6 separate regions of the Homo sapiens genome follow, and all the other regions are linked to region 5. Evidence: chromatin contacts called from ENCODE Hi-C or POLR2A ChIA-PET data. All regions are on one chromosome and are shown on one strand. The core of a region is the stretch at or near the end of the contact, and the rest is flanking DNA. Distances in the headings are between cores, read along the strand shown. Region 1 has its middle 11 kb from the start of DPEP1. Region 2 holds the start of ZNF276 (zinc finger protein 276). Region 3 holds the start of SPATA2L (spermatogenesis associated 2 like). Region 4 overlaps PIEZO1 (piezo type mechanosensitive ion channel component 1 (Er blood group)). Region 5 has its middle 24 kb from the start of ZNF778. Region 6 holds the start of CDT1 (chromatin licensing and DNA replication factor 1).

Evidence for each region. Hi-C counts contacts between places; a loop is a spot of excess contacts on that map. ChIA-PET counts read pairs that join two places held with the same protein, here RNA polymerase II (POLR2A). Pooled maps may share reads with other maps.
Region 1: a loop to region 5 is called in a pooled map, with 3 times the contacts of the local background. The contact joins two enhancer-like sites. A Hi-C loop is called at or near these places in 2 of 50 pooled maps. POLR2A ChIA-PET finds 5 or more read pairs at or near these places in 5 of 52 experiments (BJ, Caco-2, activated B cell and 2 more).
Region 2: a map of sigmoid colon shows a loop between it and region 5 (6-fold over the local background). The contact joins the promoter of ZNF276 here to the enhancer-like site in region 5. A Hi-C loop is called at or near these places in 1 of 168 maps with a recorded cell type or tissue (sigmoid colon) and 10 of 50 pooled maps. POLR2A ChIA-PET finds 5 or more read pairs at or near these places in 4 of 52 experiments (BJ, H1, HepG2 and 1 more).
Region 3: a map of PC-9 shows a loop between it and region 5 (4-fold over the local background). The contact joins the promoter of SPATA2L here to the enhancer-like site in region 5. A Hi-C loop is called at or near these places in 2 of 168 maps with a recorded cell type or tissue (PC-9 and naive thymus-derived CD4-positive, alpha-beta T cell), 11 of 37 single-sample maps with no recorded cell type and 14 of 50 pooled maps. POLR2A ChIA-PET finds 5 or more read pairs at or near these places in 4 of 52 experiments (CD4-positive, alpha-beta T cell, H1, HepG2 and 1 more).
Region 4: a loop to region 5 is called in a pooled map, with 4 times the contacts of the local background. The contact joins two enhancer-like sites. A Hi-C loop is called at or near these places in 2 of 50 pooled maps.
Region 6: a pooled map shows a loop between it and region 5 (9-fold over the local background). The contact joins the promoter of CDT1 here to the enhancer-like site in region 5. A Hi-C loop is called at or near these places in 3 of 37 single-sample maps with no recorded cell type and 10 of 50 pooled maps. POLR2A ChIA-PET finds 5 or more read pairs at or near these places in 13 of 52 experiments (A673, BJ, CD4-positive, alpha-beta T cell and 10 more).

What each region holds. Positions count from the first base shown.
Region 1 is chr16:89,601,163-89,603,862 of GRCh38, reverse strand. No RefSeq gene overlaps it. Among named protein-coding and RNA genes, the nearest start is that of DPEP1, 11 kb to the left of the region's middle. Within about 2 kb of position 1,287, at least 3 of the 41 ENCODE cell types and tissues checked have a DNase peak (open chromatin) inside an H3K27ac peak, as active enhancers do.
Region 2 is chr16:89,720,287-89,723,020 of GRCh38, reverse strand. ZNF276 (zinc finger protein 276) reads right to left here and starts at 1,484. Exons shown (of 11, transcript NM_001113525.2): 1 at 1,176-1,484; 2 at 187-490. The coding sequence starts at 1,380. It overlaps VPS9D1 (VPS9 domain containing 1), which reads left to right and starts at 2,123. Exons shown (of 15, transcript NM_004913.3): 1 at 2,123-2,258. The coding sequence starts at 2,160. RefSeq lists silencers at 857-1,316, 1,397-2,516.
Region 3 is chr16:89,700,180-89,703,041 of GRCh38, reverse strand. SPATA2L (spermatogenesis associated 2 like) reads left to right here and starts at 1,337. Exons shown (of 3, transcript NM_152339.4): 1 at 1,337-1,414; 2 at 1,809-2,112. The coding sequence starts at 1,810. RefSeq lists silencers at 742-1,461, 1,632-1,731 and an enhancer at 2,734-2,862.
Region 4 is chr16:88,736,183-88,738,882 of GRCh38, reverse strand. It overlaps PIEZO1 (piezo type mechanosensitive ion channel component 1 (Er blood group)), which reads left to right. Exons shown (of 51, transcript NM_001142864.4): 6 at 147-315; 7 at 443-656; 8 at 778-949; 9 at 1,069-1,155; 10 at 1,237-1,324; 11 at 2,144-2,244; 12 at 2,475-2,700. It overlaps HSALR1 (HSP90AB1 associated lncRNA 1), which reads right to left. Exons shown (of 3, transcript NR_103774.1): 2 at 478-1,062; 3 at 1-379. Among named protein-coding and RNA genes, the nearest start is that of PIEZO1-AS1, 5.2 kb to the left of the region's middle. RefSeq lists a silencer at 1,308-1,527. Within about 2 kb of position 1,327, at least 2 of the 41 ENCODE cell types and tissues checked have a DNase peak (open chromatin) inside an H3K27ac peak, as active enhancers do.
Region 5 is chr16:89,239,938-89,242,891 of GRCh38, reverse strand. No RefSeq gene overlaps it. Among named protein-coding and RNA genes, the nearest start is that of ZNF778, 24 kb to the right of the region's middle. RefSeq lists an enhancer at 751-1,267 and a silencer at 1,775-1,864. Within about 2 kb of position 1,456, at least 41 of the 41 ENCODE cell types and tissues checked have a DNase peak (open chromatin) inside an H3K27ac peak, as active enhancers do; they include A673, CD4-positive, alpha-beta T cell, PC-9 and 1 more, where a contact is called at or near this core.
Region 6 is chr16:88,802,236-88,805,169 of GRCh38, reverse strand. CDT1 (chromatin licensing and DNA replication factor 1) reads right to left here and starts at 1,381. Exons shown (of 10, transcript NM_030928.4): 1 at 1,111-1,381; 2 at 503-625; 3 at 272-408. The coding sequence starts at 1,338. RefSeq lists enhancers at 1-833, 1,552-2,127 and silencers at 1,190-1,299, 1,380-1,619.

The DNA of each region.
Region 1 (2,700 bases), core at 38-2,537, 360 kb before region 5:
GCAGCCCAGGGCTTCCCCTCCAGCCTCCAGTGCTCCCCTCCAGCCCCCAGTGCTTCCTCCAGCCCCCAGTGCTCCCCTCCAGCCTCCAGGGCTCCCCTCCAGCCCCCAGGGCTTCCCCTCCAGCCCCAGGGTCCCCTCCAGCCCCCAGGGCTTCCCCTCCAGCCCCCAGTGCTCCCCTCCAGCCCCCAGGGCTTTCCCTCCAGCCCCCAGGGCTCCCCTCCAGCCCCCAGGGCTTCCTCTCCAGCCTCCAGGGCTCCCCTCCAGCCCCCAGGGCTTCCCCTCCAGCCCCCAGTGCTCCCCTCCAGCCCCCAGGGCTTTCCCTCCAGCCCCCAGGGCTCCCCTCCAGCCCCCAGTGCCCCCCTCCAGCCCCCAGTGCCTCCCTCCAGCCCCCAGTGCTTCTCTGCACAGTGGGATGATAATGTACTGTCCTGGTGGAGTAATGGGGCACCAAGACCTTGCACGTCACTTGCTCCACCTGGGGTCTGGATGCTGACTGCCTGGGATGGGGAGGGCTGGCAGTGTGGCCAAGTCCCAGTGCAACTGGGGCTCCTAAAGATGTTTCAGTAAAGCAGTGAGGACCAACACCCCCACTCCAGCCTCTTCCACATGCACAGGGCAACACATCTACACCTGTGCACACGTATGCACCCATACATCCATGCACACACATGCATGCACACACATGCACACATGCATACATGCCTATGCACACACAGAGCAACACAGATACACCCATGCACACATATGCACCCGTGCATCCATGCACCCACACATGCCTATGCACACATGCACGCACACATGCCTAACAGACACACATGTGCTCAGCCAGGACCTAGGGGCTCCAGGCTGAGTGCTGGGAACCCAGGGGCCAGACCCAGCTCGCCACCCTGCCCTGCCTCCCCAGCAGTGCACCTAGGGTTTTTCTGAGGTCGGCCGTCCCGTCAGTGAGATGCACTCACAACAGTCAGCCAGGCGGGGTTGTTGTGGGAACTTAGCTCAGTGAGTACTGGAATACTCAGTACTCCTGGGCTGTGGTGGGTCTTGATGGGGTGAGGGGAGGGAGGCACCAGCTGGACAGGGGTCCTGGGTGGGCTCTGATGGGGGTGGGGCCCCAGTGCAGGGACAGGTGAGGCGTGAGGTGGCAAGGAAGACAGCTTTCGCCCACGGCCCTGCTGTGCCAGGGGCCGGCGGTACTCCTGTCTGACAGCCCTGCCACAGCCCCCGCACCAATTACAAGCACTTAGTCACAACTTCCTGCCTGTACTCGCCTCGGCAGCAGGAGAAAGAACAGCCTGGACGCTGAGCTGCTGCTCTTCCCACTCCCTCCAGCTGCCCCCCCCACCCACCGAGTCAGAGCCCTCATCCGACTCCGCGCATGGGTGGGCAGGGGTTGACCCCGCGTCCTCAGCCTGTGAGGCCCAGGCAGCCGGTGGCCAGCAAGACAGGGTGGGGGATGCTCAGCAGCTGTGATTGGTGGTTCCTGAGAATAAGGAGAAGCCGGCTCCCCTTGTGAAACTGACACCTATTTATCCAGCAGGGGCTCCTGCATCCCTCGTTCATTCCTCACAAGATCCCTGGGAAAGAGGATGTGTCTGTTACCTCCTGCCCTACGACTCATCACGCCCAAACCGAGTGGCTTCGAACAGCAACCGTGGATTAACCCGGGCCACGACCTGGGTCAGGAATCCACACGAGGATTTGCCGTGTGGCTTTGGCTCAGGCCTCTCGTGAGGATGCAGGCAGGGCATCCTGCCCGGGGCTACAGGAGCTGCTGGAGGTGGTGCACTCGCATGGTGGCCCCTGGCACTGGCTGCCAGCCGGGAGCTCAGCTGGGGTGCGGGCGCTTGAGCTTCCTCGCAGCATCGTCAGTTTCCCGGGAGCCACATCTCCTGAGCACGGGAGCAGCGCCCAGCATTCTTACCGTGGGGTGTCAGAATCCACGTGGGGGCCAGGCACAGTGGCTCACGCCTGTAATCCCAGCACTTTGGGAGGCCGAGGTGGGTGGATCACTTGAGGTCAGGACCAGCCTGGCCAACATGGTGAAACCCTGTCTCTACTAAAAATACAAATAAAAATACAAAAATTGGCCGGGTGCGGTGGCTCACGCCTGTAATCCCAGCATTTTGGGAGGCTGAGGCGGGTGGATCACGAGGTCAGGAGATCGAGACCATCCTGGCTAACACGGTGAAACCCTGTTTCTACTAAAAATACAAAAAATTAGCCGGGCATAGTGGCGGGCGCCTGTAGTCCCAGCTACTCGGGAGGCTGAGGCAGGAGAATGGCATGAACCTGGGAGGCGGAGCTTGCAGTGAGCCAAGATCGCACCACTGCACTCCAGCCTGGTCGACAGAGCCAGACTCCGTCTCAAAAAAAAAAAAAAAAATACAAAAATTAGCCAGGTGTGGTGGCACGCGCCTGTAATCCCAGCTACTTGGGAGGCTGAGGCAGGAGAATCACTTGAACCCGGGAGGCGGAGGTTGCAGTGAGCTGAGATCCCACCGCTGCACTCCAGCCCGGGTGACAGAGCGAGACTCCATCTCAAAAACAAACAAAAATAAGCCACATTGGACCGAAGTCTTCCTAGGTTCAAGAAGAAGGAACATAAACCAACTTCCAATGGAAGGGGCTGAGGAGTCTAGAGCCATGTTTCAAAGCTGCTATATCCGCGTGACAGGCAAGGAACAAGGCTCTGACTCACTG
Region 2 (2,734 bases), core at 235-2,734, 480 kb before region 5:
TCCCTCACCCCAGCTCCTCCCAGTTCATCTCTCCACAACAGTCCCAGGGCTGTTGGCACTGAACCCGGGCATGGCCCATTCCCCCCACCCAGAGGCTCCCGCGGAGGCACGCCCTGTCCCTCTCTCAACACCCGTCACACTGCAGTACTGACAGCCTGAACGTGCTCTGAACAGACTAGGGCGTACTTTGCACAAGGCTTCCGGCGACCAGCCGGGGAGGCGTTGACCCTCTGCAGGAAGGACTTGAGAAGGCTGTGGCACTGGTAGAACTGGGCGTGGCAGCTCTTGCAGACAAACGGAGACAAGGTGGGGTCCTGGCGGACAGCCACACCAAGCAGGCGCTGGAAGTCCCGTACGAGCACGCGCTCCTCTGCGGATGGCCTCTCCATGCTCGCTCCAGGCGCCCTCTCGGAGATGCTGCGCAGGCTTCTCGAGGAAAACTTCCCGTGGCAGAGGCGACAGTGACCCATGGCGAGAGCCCGGCCTGCTCCTGCACAGAGCGGCAGGAAGTGTTAGCAGCTGGCAAAGGAGGCTCCTGAGCACAGGGCGTCCCGGACTCCAGGTCCGAGGGCAGCGCCTGCAGCGCCCTTCGCGCGGCTCCCGGACACAGCAAGCGGCTCGGGCGCGCGGCTCTCGGCGGGACAAGCCGCCCTGTGGGGGATGTGGCCGCTGGTCCAAGAAATCTTTCAAATTTCAAAGGCCTCTAAGGCCTCTCCAGCGAAGCAACTTCAAGAGTGAAACCTGGAACTGCACCCTCCTCCCAGCGACCGCGAGACCCGGGGCAGGCGCTGCGCCCTCCAGGAAACGCCGCGGTTTCCTGTCTGCCAATTGCAGGTGCCGCCTCCTTTCCGGCTCCGCGAGGGCACGAAGCAGGGGAGGGCGATTCCCACGCGCGGGCACCCCAGGGCGACCTGCCCGCGGTGACAGCGCTCCTCACGCCGGGTCCCTTCTGGCCGAGCCCGCGGCCGGGGAGGCCGGGCCGGCGACGCCGGCGTCACGGAGCGCGAGGAAAACCGAGCCGGCCGCCCAGCGCCTATCCCGACGCAGCCCCGAGTCCGCTACGCCCTTGGCCGGGTGGAGGAGAGGCCGCGCCGGCTTCCGGGCGTCAGTGCGGCTCCTCCCACGAGCAACCCCTGCCGCGACCCCAACCCGCCACGCCCGGGCCGCGGACCCACCTGCCTCGTCCGCGCCGTCCTCGCCCGCGTCCCCGCAGGACCCCACCGGGCCCCAGGCGCGCCGCGCCGTCGCCCCGTCCACCCTCGGCCCACCGCTAAGGGAAGGGCGGCCCCGAGTCCGGCTGACGCCGCCGCCGCCGTCCGAGGCCCCGCACTGTCGGGACGACCCAGGAGACAGGAAGCGGCCCAGCCGGTCCCGCTTCATGGCAGCGGAGGACGCCAGCAGAATCCCGCGGGTGCTGCCCGGCCCGAGGTTCCTAGAGGACCCGGCGTTAGGCTCCGCTCGGCGCGCTGGAAGCGAGGCGGGGCGGGGGAGGGGCGGAGCGAGAAGCAAAGCGAGGCGGGCGGGGCGGGCCAGGGGCCAGGGGCGGGACCCCGCCGGCCGAGGTTCCACCCGCGGTGCCAGCGCCCCCGCTCGTACCGCTCCCCTCTCGGGCCCGAGGGCGGCCGTGCCCGCCTCTGTCGCCAATGGAGCGCTGGCCTGGGGCGGGGCGGTGGGCGGAGGGGCTCGCCGACACCTCACGACGAGTCCTCCAGGGAGAGGCGACGCGGCCCTCACCGCCTCTTACCGTGGGAGACGGAGGCGCGGGGCGGGCAGGCGCCGGCGGAGGCCACGCGGCGCGCAGGTGGCGGGCGGGCTGCAGAAAGGGGAGGGGGGCCGGGGTCTCACGTAGAGAGGGGCCTGGCTGCCGCGGTTAGACGCCCATGGCAACTCCGTGAGGGGCCCTTCTCGCCAGCCCCGTCTCAAGACGGCGAAGAGGCCCGGCTCCGTCGCGACAACCCACCCGGACTCTGCCGCCCCCGCCACTAACACCCGTGGGGCCCGCAGTACGCGCGGAGGGGGCCCGTCGCCGGAAGTGCGGCCGCGTCCCTTCCTGCGGTCCGCTGCTCGGGCGGCTCCAGCACCAGCGCCGGCTGCGTTCCGGGCCTCCGGTCGCCCGTCCAGCCCCTCGGCTACCGCCGCCGCCTCCCCCGCTCGGCGCCATGGCCGCTGCGGCCGGGGACGGCACGGTGAAGCCGCTGCAGAGCGCCATGAAGCTTGCCAACGGGGCCATCGAGCTGGACACCGGCAACCGGCCCCGGGTGAGGCGGGGCGGGGGCGGGGCTTGGCCGCTGAGGGTGGCCCCTGGAGGGACCCCCGCCCGGGGAGGGCGAGGACGGGGCCGGCTCGGGCTGGAGACTTGGGAGCGGGCGCCAGCCGGGATCCCGGGCCGCGGTTCCCGGGCGAGGACGGGGGCGGGGCGCAGCCGGGCGTGCAGTGACCTTGGACAGCTCAGATCCTGCGGACCTTGGCTTTCCACTCCGCTCGCTGAGCCGGTGCATCACAGCCTGGGCTCCACCTGTAGAGGAGATGTAGCAGGAGGGTCCGCCAGGCCACCTTCCAAAATCCGAGTGACGGGCAGGTCCGTGCGTTCGTGCATTTTTCTGGGCAGAGATGGTAGATTTAATCCGGTTGCCACAGGGGACGGCATGCAGAGAAGGCCACATACCTGCTCATTTGTGATGCTGTTTGCAGTCGTCTTAGGAAGGAAAAGCAGGCCGGAGGGGTGTGGCCCGTT
Region 3 (2,862 bases), core at 88-2,587, 460 kb before region 5:
CAGACATTCTCGCTCTGTCACCCAGGCTGGAGTGCAGTGGCACGATCTTAGCTCACTGCAACCGCAACCTCTGCCTCCCAGGTTCAAGTAATTCTCCTGCCTCAGCCTCCCAAGTAGCTGGGCTTACAGACATGTGCCACCACGCCCGGCTAACTTTCGTATTTTTAATAGAGACGGGGTTTCACCATGTTGGCCAGGCTGGTCTTGAACTCCTGACTTCAGGTGATCCGCCCGCCTCGGCCTCTCAAAGTGCTGGGATTACAGGCGTGAGCCACCGCACCCGGTCATGATCACTATTTCTAAGATGCCAGCAGGGAACTTCCAGGTAAAAAATCTAAGAAAAAGGGGGGACCTCGCCGCCCAGGCCCAGGGAAAGTTTCAACAAACTTGGGCCTTGGTTTTGGTGGCCTGGAGAGATGAGGGACACAGACGTGAAGTAGCAAAGCCTGCCCAAAGCGGGGGTGTGGGGTAGGGGTGGGTTTCGGCTGGGACCTCCAAGGGTCTCCCTCATCCTCCTCTACTTCTGGGCAATGCGAGAAAGTGGCTGTAGCACAGAACAGAGGAACCCGAGCGAAGAAAACGTCCCCGGGAAGTCGTGGCCCAGATTTAGCCTGGGTGGATCCGCAGCCCAGGTCAGCTTTTAGCCTAGAGAGGGGGGCGGCTTCGCCCTGCCTCAGAGACCCGCCCAGACGATGCTCTCAAGGGCTGCAGATGGCAAGTGCAGGAGGCCGGGAAGCGGAGCCAGCATAAACAGAATCTGAGGTCCCCGCATCCACCTGAGGCTGCTGTTTCAGACGAGGCTGAAAGGCTTGTCCTTCCGCCCACCTTCCGTGCCGCGGGCCCCTCCCTCAAGGGGATGGCCCCGCCCCACAGGGGAGGCCCGCCCCCGGATCCGGCCAATCCCCGCCAGGTAATGCAGGTGGCCCCGCCCCGCAGGAAAGGCTCTTCCCAGGATCCAGCCAATCCCCGCCAGGTAATGCCGGTGGCCCCACCCCCCAGGGGACGAGCCCGCGCACCTGCTTCCCCGCGGCCGGGTCGCCTGGGGCTGGGTCCCTGTCTCGTGGGGAGGAGCGGCCCAGGCACAACGTTCCCTGAGCGCCTGCCATGAGCCCGCAGCCCTCGGCCCAGCGGCGTCGTGAACGATACCGGTCCCGCGAGGAGACGGGCGACGCGGTGACAGGAGGCTCTCGGGGTGCCTCGCGCAGGGGCTCGGCCGGGCTGACACCTCCTCCTCCCCTTTCACCAGGCCCCGCCCCTCCTAAATTATTCGGAGGCGGGGCCTGCGCCAAGCCCCGCCCCGCCCCCAGCGTCACGGCCGCGGACCCCGGGCGGAGCCGACTCCCGGCGGAAGCGCGCGGCGCGCGGGGAGGCCCGAACTGATCCGCGGCGGCCGGAGACCGCTGGGGACAGACAGGTAGCGCCGTCACCCGCGGGATCCGCAGCTCCATCTGCCGGGCGAAGGGGCTCTGGTCGGGAGAGGGCTCAGCGGGCGGAAGCGCGTCTCTAGAGAAGGGTGCGGTCGATAACCGGGGGCGCCCCTGGAAGGCCGAGGTACCCAGGCTGGAGGGAGGGGCTGGAGGTGCGGGGGCGCTCAACTGGAGGGGCCTGGATCGCTGGGTGGGCGGGCAGCTGATGGGGCCGAGGTCTCCAGCGTAGGGGGTGCCGAAGATACCGGGGGCGCCCAGCCGCTGGGGGCGGGGTCTCCAGGCTCGAGGGGTCCTGGGGACGCTGGGTGAGGGTTCGGGGAGAGCGCGGCGGGCTGGGCGCGGCCTTAGGTCCCTGACCCCCCCGACCCCCGTCCGCCGCAGGATGGGCAGCAGCTCGCTGTCCGAGGACTACCGCCAGTGCCTGGAGCGCGAGCTGCGACGGGGCCGCGCGGGCGTGTGCGGGGACCCCTCGCTGCGCGCGGTGCTCTGGCAGATCCTGGTGGAGGACTTCGACCTGCACGGGGCGCTGCAGGACGACGCGCTGGCTCTGCTCACCGACGGGCTGTGGGGCCGCGCCGACCTGGCGCCCGCGCTACGCGGCCTGGCTCGCGCCTTCGAGCTTCTGGAGCTCGCCGCGGTGCACCTGTACCTGCTGCCCTGGAGGAAGGAGTTCACCACCATCAAGGTAGGCGCCAGGCCAGGAGGAGCGCGCCCCTCGTCCTGGCCTGCGGGTCGCGGGGCCGCCGACCATGGGGGACCACGCCTTTCGAGAGAGAGGGGCTTCAAGTGTCCTCAGTGCCTGGTGGGCTCCTCAAGGCTCCGAGCGCTGAGGGGTCGTGGGCGTGTGGGGGCACCCACTCCTAGGGCTGAGAACATGGGGTGGGCGAGGGCAGGCTTGGGTGCTGCCTACGGGGTCCTGCCCTGAGAGCTTGCGTCAGTGTCTTCCCTAAGAGGCCTCGCGGCCCCAGTTGCCATGGAAATCTTAGGACGGGGGCACAGAAGGGACTTGAGTTCCCATGGTCATCCTAATTCCTCCAGGTTATGGGCCAATCCCATTTGCAGAGGAGGCCGCCGAGGCTGGGAGGACTGCAGATGGGTGCATCCCTGTGAAGTCTCAGGGCTGGGCTCAGACCTAGTGAACTCCACGGCCTGGGGCGGGAGGCTGTGCCCAGGGCTGGCCTGGCCTCTCCAGGTGAGCTCCTGGCGGCAGGAGGGGGCAGGGCCGCCGGGAGCTCTGAGCTAATTCGGAAGAGTAGGAAGCCGATGACGTCACTGGGCACGTGGGCGAGCTACGCCTCCGCCGGTTGCCATGGCAGCGGCAGTCTCTCCGCGGCTCCCCGGGGACACCTGCTGGTCGGAGGCGCCAGGACTTTCATTCATGAGAGAGGACGGACAGGCCCGCCCTTGAGGCCTCCCAGGGGGCGGGGCGGGGGAA
Region 4 (2,700 bases), core at 78-2,577, 500 kb after region 5:
CTGTGCCCGGGGAGGCTGTCCTGTGGCCCTCAGAGGAGCAGCTGTGGATGTGGCCGCCTCCCACGCTCCTGGCTGGGCAGGTGTGGGCTGGAGAGGTGGCGTCAGTGCGATACACCTGACCTTGCCCCTGTCCGTGACCTTGGCAGGATGATGATGAGAGGGATGTGGATGCCAGCCCGACGGCAGGGCTGCAGGAAGCAGCAACGCTGGCCCCTACACGGAGGTCACGGCTGGCCGCTCGTTTCCGAGTCACGGCCCACTGGCTGCTGGTGGCGGCTGGGCGGGTCCTGGCCGTAACACTGCTTGCACTGGCAGGTACGCACCGAGGCAGGGGGCACTGGCAGTCACACTGGGAGGGGTCTTGGGAGTTCCCTGATGACTGTGGAGACAGCGGGACACATGGCACTGGCCAGGTACCACCCTGTGTGCCCCTGCCCCGCAGGCATCGCCCACCCCTCGGCCCTCTCCAGTGTCTACCTGCTGCTCTTCCTGGCCCTCTGCACCTGGTGGGCCTGCCACTTTCCCATCAGCACTCGGGGCTTCAGCAGACTCTGCGTCGCGGTGGGGTGCTTCGGCGCCGGCCATCTCATCTGCCTCTACTGCTACCAGATGCCCTTGGCACAGGCTCTGCTCCCGCCTGCCGGCATCTGGGCTAGGTAACGGCTTGCCACACAGCCCCTTTTTCCTGCCACCCTGGTCCCGCCCACCTGGCTCGTCTAGCCCCTGTGGCCCCACTGCCTCTGGGGTGGTAGGCTGTGACGGGTCTTCTCTGGACAGGGTGCTGGGTCTCAAGGACTTCGTGGGTCCCACCAACTGCTCCAGCCCCCACGCGCTGGTCCTCAACACCGGCCTGGACTGGCCTGTGTATGCCAGCCCCGGCGTCCTCCTGCTGCTGTGCTACGCCACGGCCTCTCTGCGCAAGCTCCGCGCGTACCGCCCCTCCGGCCAGGTGAGCACCTGCCACCCATGGTGGGTGGGCTGAGGCCAGGCCATGGGGCTGGTCTCAGGACCTCCTGCCTCTGGGTGGGGTGTGGAGCTGGTTTGGGCTCAAGACGCTGGTCTCTGCAGAGGAAGGAGGCGGCAAAGGGGTATGAGGCTCGGGAGCTGGAGCTAGCAGAGCTGGACCAGTGGCCCCAGGAACGGGAGTCTGACCAGGTGAGCAGCCAGGCAGGTGGAGACGCCAGCGTGGGGGGCGCCCGGCCAGCCCGTGCATGGCTCAGCGCTGCTTGCCCACAGCACGTGGTGCCCACAGCACCCGACACCGAGGCTGATAACTGCATCGTGCACGAGCTGACCGGCCAGAGCTCCGTCCTGCGGCGGCCTGGTGAGTACCGCACACTGCAAGGTATGGCTGGGTGCGGGGGGCGGGGCGGAGGCCGGTGCTGCCCCCTGGTGGCCGCCTGGCGCTCTCGCATGCTCGCGCCGCACCTCTGCCTGCCGCCCCCTCGGGGGCCCAGGACATCCACGGGTCGGTGTCAGTGACCCCCGAGACCCCCAGGGCAGCCGAGTGGCCATGTCACTGACCAACCCCCAAGACCCCCAGGGCAGCTGAGTGGCCGCGTCGTTGATCCCCAAGACCCCATGGGGGGCCTCCAGGTCCCCCAACCCCTCCCCAGAGAATGTGGCTATGCTGTCTTGTGCTGTTAGCTCTGGGAGCTGCTCCAGGTGGCCCAGTGGCCCCAGGAGGCCGCTCGTCCAGGGCAGGGGCTGGCCTGGGAACTCTGTGTTGGCCACGTCGCCTTGGGAGGGCCTGGGGGCTCTTTCTGGCTACTTTCTTTCTTTACCCTAACCCTTGATTTTCCATTTTGCAATGTGTTTCTGAATGAAGCAAATGAAGCCACGGCCCTGGGGTGGGGGTCCTGAGAGTCTTCAGGTGCGCAGAGCTGGAAAGGGGGTCAGGGCCACCTTTCCCACCCTTTCAAGGAAAGTGAGGCCCAGAGAACGGCAGGTGCTGGCAGGGCCATCCCTGACGCTCAGGGACGGTGTCAGCCCAATTGCCGGAGCCCTCGTGTTCTGCCCATAGCCCACCGGGGGCCTGTCTCTCCTGCTGTGTGCTTGCCCAGGGCCCAGATTTTAGGGCATAGTCAGGGTGGGGAGGCCTGCAGATCAACCTGCCGAAGCTGACCGCTGTCCCCACCTGCAGTGCGGCCCAAGCGGGCTGAGCCCAGGGAGGCGTCTCCGCTCCACAGCCTGGGCCACCTCATCATGGACCAGAGCTATGTGTGCGCGCTCATTGCCATGATGGTAGGCGGCTGTGGGGGTTGGGGTGGGCGGCCCCCTCTGCCGCGCAGGTGTGGGGCATCGCCTGGGTGGGGTGCGCTGGGCAGCTGTGCAGCCCCCTCTGCCGCGCAGGTGTGGGGCATCGCCTGGGTGGGGTGCGCTGGGCAGCTGTGCAGCCCCCTCTGCCGCGCAGGTGTGGGGCATCGCCTGGGTGGGGTGCGCTGGGCAGCTGTGCAGCCCTCTCTGCCGCGCAGGTATGGAGCATCACCTACCACAGCTGGCTGACCTTCGTACTGCTGCTCTGGGCCTGCCTCATCTGGACGGTGCGCAGCCGCCACCAACTGGCCATGCTGTGCTCGCCCTGCATCCTGCTGTATGGGATGACGCTGTGCTGCCTACGCTACGTGTGGGCCATGGACCTGCGCCCTGAGCTGCCCACCACCCTGGGCCCCGTCAGCCTGCGCCAGCTGGGGCTGGAGC
Region 5 (2,954 bases), core at 207-2,706:
GAGCAGGCCTGGTGCCTCTGCTCTCCTGTCGACGGTGGGTGGCTGCGCAGGTGCAGGCAGCATCTGTGCCCTTGGCCCGCTTGGAACTTTTGTTAAAGATTAGACGTTTGAGGCCGGGCACAGCGGCTCACGCCTGTAATCCCAGCACTTTGGGAGGCCAAGGTGGGCAGATCACAAGGTCAGGAGATCGAGACCATCCTGGCTAACACGGTGAAACCCCGTCTCTTCTAAAAATACAAAAAAAATTAGCCGGGCGTGGTGGCGGGTGCCTGTAGTCCCAGCTACTCGGGAGGCTGAGGCAGGAGAATGGCGTGAACCCGGGAGGCAGAGCTTGCAGGGAGCCGAGATCGCGCCACTGCACTCCAGCCTGGGCGACAGAGCGAGACTCCGTCTCAAAAAAAAAAAAATTAGACGTTTGAATCTAATAATATAACTCTGAAAGTCAGACTCTCCCCATTCCCCAGGGTTTGCTGGGTTTTGGTTTTGTTGACTGTTGTGTTTTTTGTTGTTGTGGGCTGCCTCTGTGCTGATGCTCAGCCTGAGGTGTCAACTGAAGACATTCTCACGTCTTTCCTGATCATCTATCTATATTTATATATATAACATATATAAATATATAGTAAATATATATGTATATATACACACACACACATACGTGTGTGTGTGTGTATATATATATATATATATTTTTTTTTTTTTTTTTTTTGAGACAGAGTCTAGCTCTGTCACCCAGGCTGGAGTGCAGTGGGGCGATCTCAGCTCACTGCAAGCTCCGCCTCCCGGGTTCACGCCATTCTCCTGCCTCAGCCTCCAGAATACCTGGAAGCACAGGCGTGAGCCACCACATCCGGCTAATTTTTTAAACTTTTTTTCGTAGAGACACGGTCTCCCTGTTTCCCAGGCTGGTCTCAAACTCCTGGACTCTAGCGATCCCCCCAGCTTGAGCTCCCAAATTGCTGGGATTCCCGTCGTGAGCCACCATGTCCAGTCTAACTGTCTTTTAAAGAAGTTTAAAAATTACTCTCTAGCTGCGCAAGGTGGTTGGTGCCTGTAATCCCAGCAGTGTGGGAGGCTCTGGTGGGAGGACCACTCGAGCCCAGGAGGCTGAGGCTGCAGTGAGCCACGATAGCGGCACTGCACTGCAGCCTGGGCGACAGAGCGAGATCCTGACTCAAAAAAAAAAAAAAAAAGAAAAGAAAAGAAAAAGAAAAGAAAAAAGAAGAAAACACTTAAAGGATGACATCATTTTCGGGCGTTTCGTCCTTTGGGATTTGCCGTTTTCAGGATTTCACACCGTAGGGATGTTGATCTCTTGTGACTTCAACACTCCGGGTTCTGCTCTTCAAGACTCTGGCTGAGGTCTGTTTCAAACAGAGCCCAAACACGCAGATCTGTCGTCATCTAGGTCCCGTCTGCCCTGTGTGCCCTGTGAAATGGTGCCAAACATCCGCTAGCCACAGAAAAACCGACACCTGAGAGCTGTCGGTCCCCCAGCCCCGGCTGCCCTTCAGACGGTACCGACCGCGGCTCCCGCCGGGCTGCTGAGTGTGTCACTGTCGCCCAGCACACGAGCCCCTCTCCGATCCCCCGAGTTCCTCACCGAGTCCCTTACCCCCGGAAGTCCCTCGCTCTCCTCCCTTCCCCCCGGAAGTCCCTCGCTCTCCTCCCTTCCCCCCGGAAGTCCCTCGCTCTCCTCCCTTCCCCCCGGAAGTCCCTCGCTCTCCTCCCTTCCCCCCGGAAGTCCCTCGCTCTCCTCCCTTCCCCCCGGAAGTCCCTCGCTCTCCTCCCTTCCCCCCGGAAGTCCCTCGCTCTCCTCCCTTCCCCCCGGAAGTCCCTCGCTCTCCTCCCCTTCTGAGCGGTGACCCCCACCCCGAAGCCGGCGAGGCACCGCGGAACCCGGTCTGCCTGCGCTACCGCCCCCTGCTGGCCAGGCCCTCTTCCCAATCGCCCCGAAACCATTCACATCACCCACGTGTGCACGTTTTGTCCACATTTAGATCCCTGATCCATTTGCAGCTTATTCCTGTGAACGGTGTAATTTTTTGGGGGGCGGGGGGAAGGCGGGGTCTCGCTCTGTCACCCAGGCTGGAGTGCAGTGGCGCCATCTCGGCTCACTGCAAGCTCCACCTCCCGGGCTCAACCAATTCTCCTGCCTCAGCCCCCTGAGTAGCTGGGATTACAGGCCCGCACCACCATGCCTGGCTAACTTTCGTATTTTTAGTACAGATGGGGTTTTTCTTTTCTTTTCTTTTCTTTTGAGATGGAGTCTCACTGCTGCCCAGGCTGGAGTGCAGTGGCGCGATCTCGGCTCGCTGCAAGCTCCGCCTCCCGGGTTCACGCCATTCTCCTGGCTCAGCCTCCCGAGTAGCTGGGACTACAGGCGCCCGCCACCACGCCCGGCTAATTTTTTTGTATTTTTAGTAGAGACGGGGTTTCACTGTGTTAACAAGGATGGTCTCGATCTCCTGACCTCGTGATCCGCCTGCCTCGGCCTCCCAAAGTGCTGGGATCACAGGCGCGAGCCACTGCGCCTGCCCGAGATGGGGTTTCACCATGTTGGCCAGGCTGGTCTCGAACTCCTGATCTCAACTGATCTGCCCCCCCTTGGCCTCCCAAAGTGCTAGGATTACAGGCGTGAGCCGCCACACTCGACCTGAACGGTGTAATTTATACATGTAAAACCATCTTGTTCAGACAGCTCACCAGTTGTCCTAGCACCTTTCATTACAAACTGCATTTTTGCCCCACTGATCTGAAATACCCACTTTATTAACTAAATTTCCATGTTGCTAGGTCTATTTCCAGATATTCCATTTTTGTCCATCTGTCTGCTTCCTGGTCATGTGTCACATACCTTAATTACAGCGGCTTTAGAGGATGCTGCAGTGTCCACAGGGAAGCATCAGTTTTGTCTCCTGGGTTTCTTGGGCACCATCAGACGTCTGTGCCCCCAC
Region 6 (2,934 bases), core at 132-2,631, 440 kb after region 5:
GGGCAGAGGCAGACAACACACCAATGCATCAGGAGCATTTGAAACCTGCCAGAGTCCCCGAGGCAGGAGCTGCCCCCCGCAGGAGGGACTGAGGGCACAGCGCCAGCAGTGCCCGGGACCTTTTTCTCAGGGGTCTGGGTCCGCGCCCTGGTGACCTCACCACCACCCTCCCTGGAAGGAGCAGACCTGGGCCTCTGACAGGCTCGCTGGGCCACGCCTGCCACCAACCCGGCCTTTGCCGGGGCCTCGTGGCCGCCCACCCAGCACTCACCATGGCTCCTCAGGGCGGCCCTCGGCCTCTGGGGTGCAGGACTCCCCAGCATCCTGGGCACTGGCCTTCAGCGCCCGGACTCTTGCCCCCAGCTCCCGGGCCCGTTGCAGGCATGACGCAAGCTCAGAGATGGTGTCCTTCAGGGGGATCAGGGGACACGGTGCCGTCAGGCAGGCAGGCAGGCCGGCACCACTCAGCCCTCCCGCATCTGCCCCAGGCCCCGCCCCTCACCTGGTCCTGCGCGGATGTCAGGTGGGGCGGCTGACCTGCTGCCGGGGTGGATTTCTTTATCTTCTGGCCCGGAGAAGGGCAGGCTGGGATGTCTGGGGCCTCGGGGGTACTGGGGCTGGAAACCTGGTGGGAGGGACCCCAAGGGTGAACTCATGACAAGACCTGGTGCTCCTGGCTCTGCAGAGGACCCCGAAGGATCAGAAGCCGCTCTGAGTTAACTGGGACGGGCATGGCTGGGGGGCTTAGGACTTCCCGTAGATGGTGGTCTGTGCTAAGGCCGGGGACACAGCCTTGCTCTCGTCTTCCGGGGCCGTTTCCAGGTCGGACCCCTGCCCTGGCCTCGCAGAGAAGCTGGACTTCCAGCCCCATCATCGGATCCCGGTGCAAGCCCCCCAGTGCCTCCTGCTCATCTCAGGAGCCAGCCAAGTCCCCAGTGGTGGCAGGGCGCCCCCAGGATCCCCCGGCCTGTCCCAGAGTTCCCTGCGCCCCGTCCCCCCCGCCTGTTTCCCCGCCCCCGTCCCTCCGCCTCAGTTTCCCCGAGCCCTGCCCCCCGGGCCTCAGTCTCCCCGCCCCCAACTCCCCGGCCTCAGTCTCCCCACGCCCCTCACCTCGTCCACCGACAGCCGCAGTCTCCTGCGGGCCGGTGGCCTGGCCTGGTCGCGTCCGGGGGCGGCGGGCGGGCGGGCGCGCTTGCGGCTGCCACTGGTAGCGGAGGCCGGGGCGCGGAGTGCGGGCCTGGCGGGGCTGGGGGTGCGGCAGGCCAGCTTGGGCGGCGCGATGCGGGGGGGCCCGGGGCGGCGGCGCGCGAAGAAGTCGGTGACGCGGCGCTGCTCCATGGCGGCGGAGTGCGCGGCGAAAGCAAGGAAAGAAGGAAGGGAGGAAGAGGCGGGCGCGGTTCCCGCCAAATTTCCCGCGGGCGCCCTGGCCCCGCCCCCGGCGCGGACCGAACCATCGGGGCAGAGCACGGGGGGAGGGAAGGGACGGGGCGCGCATGCGCGCTGGTGGGCGCGGGCACCGGCTTGGCCGCGCGCATGCGCCGACGTGCGGGCGTGGACTCGCCGGCGGGCGCCGTCGTGCGTGGGACTTTAGCGCGGTCTCCGGATCCCGCGTGTGGCTCCCACTTTTCAGGGCGTGTCAGTGGGGCCGCTGGCTTCAGGGTCAGAATGAGCGCAATCCAGGCAAACAGCAGCGCGCGCCTGACAAAACCCCGGCGCTGCCCGGGGGAGCCGAGGACGGCGCGGCCTGGGGGGCTGCAGGCTCGAGCTGGTAAAGGCGCTTCCCCCGCGGGCCGCACGCTCCTTATTTCTTTTTTTAAAACTATTTCTGGCTGGGCGCGGTGGCTCACGCCTGTAATCCCAGTACTTTGGGAGGCCGAGGCGGGCGGATCATGAGGTCAGGAGATCGAGACCATCCTGGCTAACACGGTGAAACCCCGTCTCTACTAAAAATACAAAAAATTAGCCGGGCGTGGTGGTGGGCACCTGTGGTCCCAGCTACTCAAAAGGCTGAGGCCTGAGAATGGCGTGAACCCCGTGGGGCGGAGCCTGCAGTGAGCCGAGATCGCGCCACTGCACTCCAGCCTGGGCGACAGCGAGACTCCGTCTCAAAAAAAAAAAAAAAACTATTTCTATCGAGGCGGAGATTACGTTGCCGGGTGGTCTCGAACTCCCCGGTTCAGTGATCCGCTCTCTTGGAACTGCCCCCTCCCAAAGCGCTGCGATCACAGGCGTGGCCTCCGCGATCCGCGTTGCTCGCTTTTTAAAAGGGTGGATTTGATATGTGAATTATTTCTCAATCAAGCTATTACATGGAAACGAAGAAAAGGGGCCGGGCGCGATGGTTCACGCCTGTAATCCCAGCACTTTGAAAGGCCGAGGCGGGCGGATCACCTGAGGTCAGGAGTTCGAGACCAGCCTGACCAACATGGTAAAACCCCCTCTCTACTAAAAATACAAAAATTAGCCAGGCGTGGTGGCGGGCGCCTGTAATTCCAACTGCTTGGGGGGCTGAGGCAGCAGAATCGCTTGAACCCGGGAGGCGAAATGGCGCCACTGCACTTCAGCCTGAGCGAAAGAGCGAGAAACTCCGTCTCAAAAAAAAAAAAAAAAAAAAAAAAGGAAAGAAAAGAAACTGCCTTTAGCATGGCTGAGGGCTGAGATTTTAAAGTTTTAGTTCTTAAAACCTATAGCGCTCCTATCTGGGAAACGGCCTAGAGCGCGGTTTATCTGGAGAGCCCGAGCCACAGCCACTCCTTCCAGAGACGCCAATAAGCAGGGCCAGGCGCAGCGCTGCGGAAGTCCCCCGCAAAGCAATGCGGGCCGCCGGGGCCTGGAGGCCTGCGAGGGAAGGGGACGCGGGTGGAGGCGGCCAGGGCTCAGAGGAGGGCTTCTGTTTTCCCATTTTCCAAGTTTTCTGTAAAAAGCGTGAATTGT